Regions from separate parts of the Homo sapiens genome. Here region 2 is linked to region 1. A link is a loop called in an ENCODE intact Hi-C map of the cell type or tissue named here. Cell type or tissue: CD4-positive, alpha-beta T cell. All regions are shown on one strand. Links, peaks and the distances in the headings refer to the core of each region. The heading gives the core; the rest is flanking DNA. Region 1 overlaps PODXL (podocalyxin like). Region 2 has its middle 1.6 kb from the start of MIR29A.

Region 1 (2,911 bases), core at 186-2,685:
AGCAAGGAGAATGCTGTGTGAAGAATGGGAGGAGAAGTGTCCCCAGCAGAAGGAACAGAATCTGCAAAGCCCCCGAGTAGGGAAAGCTGCTGACAGAAGACAAGCAGGAATGGAGTTTGGTAAGGAGGGGTCAGGTTCAGGGCTGAGAAAATGCAGGGTCTTATGACAGTGATAGCAACTGAGCGTCCAAACCAGACATTTTTGAGAATAAAAGGCCCTCTTAAAAATCACATTCAGCCGGGTGTGGTGGCTCATGCCTTTAATCCCAGCACTTTGGGAGGCTGAGGCAGGCAGATCACTTGAGGTCAGGAGTTACAGACCAGTCTGGCCAATATAGAGAAACCCCATCTCTACTAAAAATAAAAAATAAATAAGCTGGGCGTGGTGATGGTAGTAAAGTAACTGGGCGTGGTGATCCCAGCTACTTGGGAGGCTGAGGCAGGAGAACGGCTTGAACCCGGGAGGCAGAGGTTGCAGTGAGCCAAGATGGCACCACTGCACTTCAGCCTGGGCGACTGAGCAAGACTCCGTCTCAAAAAAAAAAAAAAAAAAAATCACATCCTACGCAGAAGAAGGAGACATAAGATCATACTCCTCAGAGGCCAACATGCAGATTCCAGATTTTATTCTTGGTGCAAAAAAGAAGCCACTGAAGGCATTAAAGCACAGAAGTTTTATAGGATGACTTACAGAGAAACCTGTTCCTGCTGCTTTGGGGAATGCAGACTGGAAAGAAGAGTGTGTGGAAGAGGAAAGAGAAGTTAGGAGGCAATCACAGTAATCCAGATGGAATGAACAGCGTTGGCCACAGGAAGCTATTGACACTGGAGACAAAAGGTGGAGAGAGTCAAGACTGTTTTGGAGATCAACTGCTTGTTGATGTCCTAAGTGAGGGAAGAAGAGAATCTAAGGTGATTCCTAGTTTTCTGTCTGGAGCAGAAGGGAGTGGTGGGAAGGGGGCTGATGGCTGCATCCCGTACTCTGTGCCAGCCAGCACCCATACCATTTCTCTATATTTGGGAGTTCCGCACCCCGTGAGACTTGATGGCAGCAGAATCTGCCTCCTATGTTGATGCTCCTATGAAAATGCCAGCTCTTTGCCTTGCCAGCCTCCCCTGGGATGAGCATAAGCAGGTGGCAGTGCCACCATGAACGTGCAGTCTCATTCCAGCCGTGACGGGCTCTGCAGGCAGGAGTGGTGACATCATGCATGGAGGTGAGGCCAAGCACTCATCCTGGGCCGCAGCGCCACCTAGTGCTTGGCATGGGTAAGCAGCGCTGGCCTCCCTGAATCTACAGCCTGGCTTGAGTGAGGTTCAAAGTAGCCCTGCATGTGGCCTCCAGCAATCCCAGCTACTCCATACACTGGACAGTATCCCCATATCTTTTACACACACATTTTGCTACTGAAAAGCAGAAATGTTTATCAGGAGTAGCCGCCAGCAGCAAGACTTCAAGGATTGGTTGTCAGGCCTTACTGGGGACAAAGGGCAGTCAAAATTCTGCAAGTATTAAGGAATACTTGCAAGTGTCCCATGATATCTCAAGGATAAGCAGTCACATTATCACCTCTAATCTAGAGTGAAGTGCCCAGGAAGTGGCTTTGGTGTGGCCCAGTGGCTGCTGCCAGAGTATGAAAGGCACACTCACCAAATGTGTTTTAAAAAGCAATACAGGCTGGGTGCGGTGGCTCATGCCTGTAATCCCAGCACTTTGGGAGGCCAAGGCAGGTGGATCACCTGAGGTCACCTGAGACCAGCCTGGCCAACATTGTGAAACTTCATCTCTACTAAAAATACAAAAATTAGCCAGGCGTGGTGGCGGGCACCTGTAATCCTAGCTACTCAGGAGGCTGAGGCAGGAGAATAGCTTGAACCTGGGAGGCGGAGGTGTAGTGAGCCAAGATTGTGCCACTGCACTCCGGCCTGGGTGACAGAGTGAGACACAGTCTCCAAAAAAAAGTGGGGTGGCGGGGGGAACAGTGCAATGTGAGGGTTTGACAGGCATTTTTTCTTCTTAGTAGTTCATAAAGTAACAGTGCTTCTTACTATTGATGGCATCATAGTGTCATCTGGCAAGATACTAGATTGCTAAGGGACTATATCAGCATATTTAGGGAATTAAGAAATTGGTGGGATGATTGTTTTTTGTTTTGTTTTGTTTGTGAGACAGGATCTTGCTCTGTTGCCCAAGCTGGAGTACAGTGGCACAATCAGGACTCACTACAGCCTTGACCTCCTAGGCTCAATCAGTCCTCCCACCTCAGCCTCCGAGTAGCTGAGACCACAAGCACGCACCACCACACCCAGCTAATTTTTTTTTCTAATTTGTAGAGATGAGATCTCACTATAATGGCCAGGCTAGTCTCAAACTTCTAGGCTCAAGTGATCCTCCAGCCTCGGCCTCCCAAAGTGCTGGGATTACAGGTGTGAGCCATGGCACCCAGCCCTGGATGGTTGCTTCTTACAGTGGTGAACAGCTTAAAACAGGATTTGTCAACTCTGAAACTATTGGCATTTTGAACTGGATATTTCTTGTTATAGGCAGTTGTCCTATGCATTATACGCAGAATGCTGAGCAGCATTCCTGGCCTCTGTCTATTAGATGCAAGTAATACACATGCACGCCCCTTTCCAGTTGTAACCATGAAAAATGTCTCCAGATATTGCCAAATGTCTCCTGACGGCGACAAAATCACTGCCAGTAAAAACTACTGGTTTCAAGAAAGAGAACAACAAATTCAAATTCCTAAACCTCCTATAAAAGCACAGACTGAAAACCAGAGACTTTCCAAGAACACATTCAAGGAGTCTCTTTGTTTGCAGCTGAAGGGCTGAGAGGGCCCTTTAAAAGACTTTAAAAGCTTAATTCCGTGAGTTGCCGAATTAGGGTGTTAACTTAATTCATAAGC
Region 2 (2,911 bases), core at 272-2,771, 640 kb before region 1:
TCCTCATGCACATGGCAGATGAAAATGGAGAGAAACTATGAAAAGTAGAGGCTGCAGCCTAGAAGGAAGATTTGCCACAGACACCTACACAAAGGATAGCTCACGTGGAATGTAAGAATGGAGTGTACACAGTATGTCTTGTTCTTGTCTACCGTCCCTCCTAGGAGCAAGGATTTTCCAGCCTTGCAGAGAAGCCTAGTAGGTAATCAATCATGAGAATATAACATGCGAAGTGCCATCAGGCTCTGAAGGGGTACAGAGAAGAAAGCCTTTGCCCAGGGATCTAAGCCTTGATGCAGAAGGCAGAGGAAGGCTTCCTAGACAAGTTTACACCTGAGCCAGGGGCTGCAGGTTGGAGGTCCCTAGCTTACAGTCCCTAGGGGCTGGAGGTCCCTAGCTGACGAGGAGGAGGAGAGGGGAGATGTGGGCAGAGGAAATAGCACAGACACAGGCTAAGAAATGCCAAGATACCTGAGTGTTCTCAGCAGCAAGCAGCTGGGTGAGCACAGAACACAGGCCCCAGGAAGCACAGCCAGAAGATGGTGACACAGGTAGGCATGGGGTCATGAAGGGTCTGGTACCTGGTTGACACACTTATAAGAGTTCAGCTAAAAGTGAGGGACAAGGAGCAAGGTCATGTGGTTAAACAATTTTTATTTTTATTTTTTAAAGAGATGGGATCTTGGTCTGTCGTCCAGGCTGGAGTGCAGTGATGCAATCATGGCTCATTGCAGCCTCAACCTCTTGGGCTCAAGCAACCTCCTGCCCCAGCCTCCTGAGTAGCTGGGATTACAGGCACCAGCCACCGTGCCCAGCTCACGTATGTATTTTACAAAGATTAACTGGTGGCTATAACAAAGCTAGACTAATGGCGAGGGGTGGGCCCAGAAAGCTGTCTAGGAAGAGCAGAGAAAGGGATGGATCCTAAAGAGAGAATTGAGAGAGAACAGCAACAAGTTGTGCTGAGTATGGATGTGGGTAAGGGAGAGGGAAGAGGTCACAGACCTCTGGTGTTCGCAGCTTTCACCATGGGGCAGAGCAGGGAGAGCTGGCTTTGGGGAGAAGGCAATGTGGATGGCTTTGGTATATGCCTAGTGTTCCATTATTGGAATGCTAAGCATGTGGGAGTTGTCTCCTACTGCTCAAGGTCATTGCCAAGGTCTGATGGCAAAAATTCAAAAAATTGCAACCTCAAGCATAAATGGATTAAATTGAGACAAGTTTAGAAGAGCAGGCTGAACTATTATACTTAGGAGCTACTAAAAATATAAAAAGCAAGATGTCTCAAAAAATATCCCAGGCCAGACCTCTGGTTTGAGGGAAATCAACACATAGGGATGTATTTGGAACCAGGGGAGTAAATAAGATTACTTAGGGAAAACAGCGAATAGGTAAGAAAGCAAAAGACAAGAGTTTTGGGAAAATAATAACCATGGGATAGAAAAAGATGTGGTGGAATGATCCTGATTCTCGTTGGATTTGTGTGGTAGACAGAATGTTTTGGCTACAAATTGCATGTGTTAGCCCCGAGGAGAAAAGGCCTTTTCCAGACAAGTGACAGGCAGGAGGGAAAAGGAGGGAGGCAGTGTGAGAGGGCGGGAAAGCTTAAGCAGGGTAGATAGAATATTAACTCTTGATTGTGAGGCCAGTGGCTTTTCCAGGCCAGAAAGAAAACAGAAGGACAAGGCCCAAATTCCACCAGGTGCCCCTGCAGTTCTCCAGGACGCCACATGGGGACAGCAGGTGGCCGGTCTGTGCAGTACCTGTGTTGGGAGCTGCACACAGGGGCCCCTGGAGGAGGAGCGGCCGAGATGGCTCATTCTTGAGCCTTTTATTTTATTTTATTATTTTTATATTTTATTATTATACTTTAAGTTCTAGCATACATGTGCTTATACCCAAAGGATTATAAATCATGCTGCTATAAAGAGCCTTTTATTTTTGCCTCTTAGTGGACCTAAAAACTCAGTATTGTTTTTGGTCTAATGACTTCACTTCTAGTGAGGTTGTGTTAGTCCGTTTTGCGCTGCTATAAAGACATACCCGAGACTGGGTAATTTATATAGTAAAGAGGTTTATTTGGCTTACAGTTTTGCAGCCGTACAAGCATGGCACTGGTACCTGCTCGGCTCCTGATGAGGCCTCAGGATGTTTTATACATGGTGGAAGGCGGAGAGGGAGCAGACATGTCACATGGCGAGAGAGGGAGCAAGAAAGAAAGAGCAAGAGAGAGGAAGGAGGTGCCAGCTTTTTTAAACAACCGGCTCCCTCTAACTGAGCAGGAACTCGTTAAGTGAGGACATCACCAAGCCATTCACAAGGGATCCGCCCCATCACTCAACCACCCCCACCAGGCCCCACCCCCAATACTGGGGATCACACTTCAACATGAGATTGGAGGGGACAAACATCCAAACCATATCAAAGGTATACTCTAGGATCCTAGTTCAAGTAGCACCTGCTTTTGTTGCTTTGCCTTCTAAACTGAACTGACACATATTAGCACAGTTCTGTCTCAGCCATAGAAACCCAGTTTCTCTGGACCATTTTTCCTTATGTAAGAAAATGACCTGTTTAACCATGGAGGGAACTCCTCAGCCAGCTAAGAGAGGAGAGTTCAGAGATAGCTGGTGCAGCTTCTCATCAACAACAGAATTGACTCCCTCGCTGCTCCTTTCCCATCATCTAAGCCAGTCATCGATTTTCCCCAGGAGTGTTTCTAGGTATCCGTCACCAAAACAAAACCCCCACCAAGTCTATGGAATTTCTATAAAGTATAACCATTCATGATATGCTAATAGTGAACCATTTGTTAGTATTATACCACATGCAATTCAGGTCAGTGAAATTCAACTTAGAAACTGGAAGAAGAAAAATCACCTTTGCATTATTGCTTTGCATTTGTTTTCTT

Evidence for each region. A loop is a pair of places that touch in the nucleus more often than their neighbours do. Peaks named below come from ENCODE experiments on the same cell type or tissue, not always from the same donor. Only the 100,000 strongest peaks of a DNase experiment are listed, where the experiment ranks them.
Region 2: it touches region 1 in a loop (10-fold over the local background); 6 of 110 quality-filtered maps call a loop at or near these places.

Annotation. Positions count from the first base shown.
Region 1 is chr7:131,512,461-131,515,371 of GRCh38, forward strand. The region is part of intron 1 of PODXL (podocalyxin like); the gene reads right to left. Among named protein-coding and RNA genes, the nearest start is that of PODXL, 43 kb to the right of the region's middle. RefSeq lists an enhancer at 814-1,673. In CD4-positive, alpha-beta T cell, for the core only: CTCF peaks have their summits at 1,231 (motif pointing left) and 1,435; a DNase peak (open chromatin) is centred at 1,231.
Region 2 is chr7:130,873,757-130,876,667 of GRCh38, forward strand. No RefSeq gene overlaps it. Among named protein-coding and RNA genes, the nearest start is that of MIR29A, 1.6 kb to the right of the region's middle. RefSeq lists an enhancer at 1,514-1,808 and a silencer at 1,604-1,803. In CD4-positive, alpha-beta T cell, for the core only: CTCF peaks have their summits at 1,738 and 1,950; a DNase peak (open chromatin) is centred at 1,735.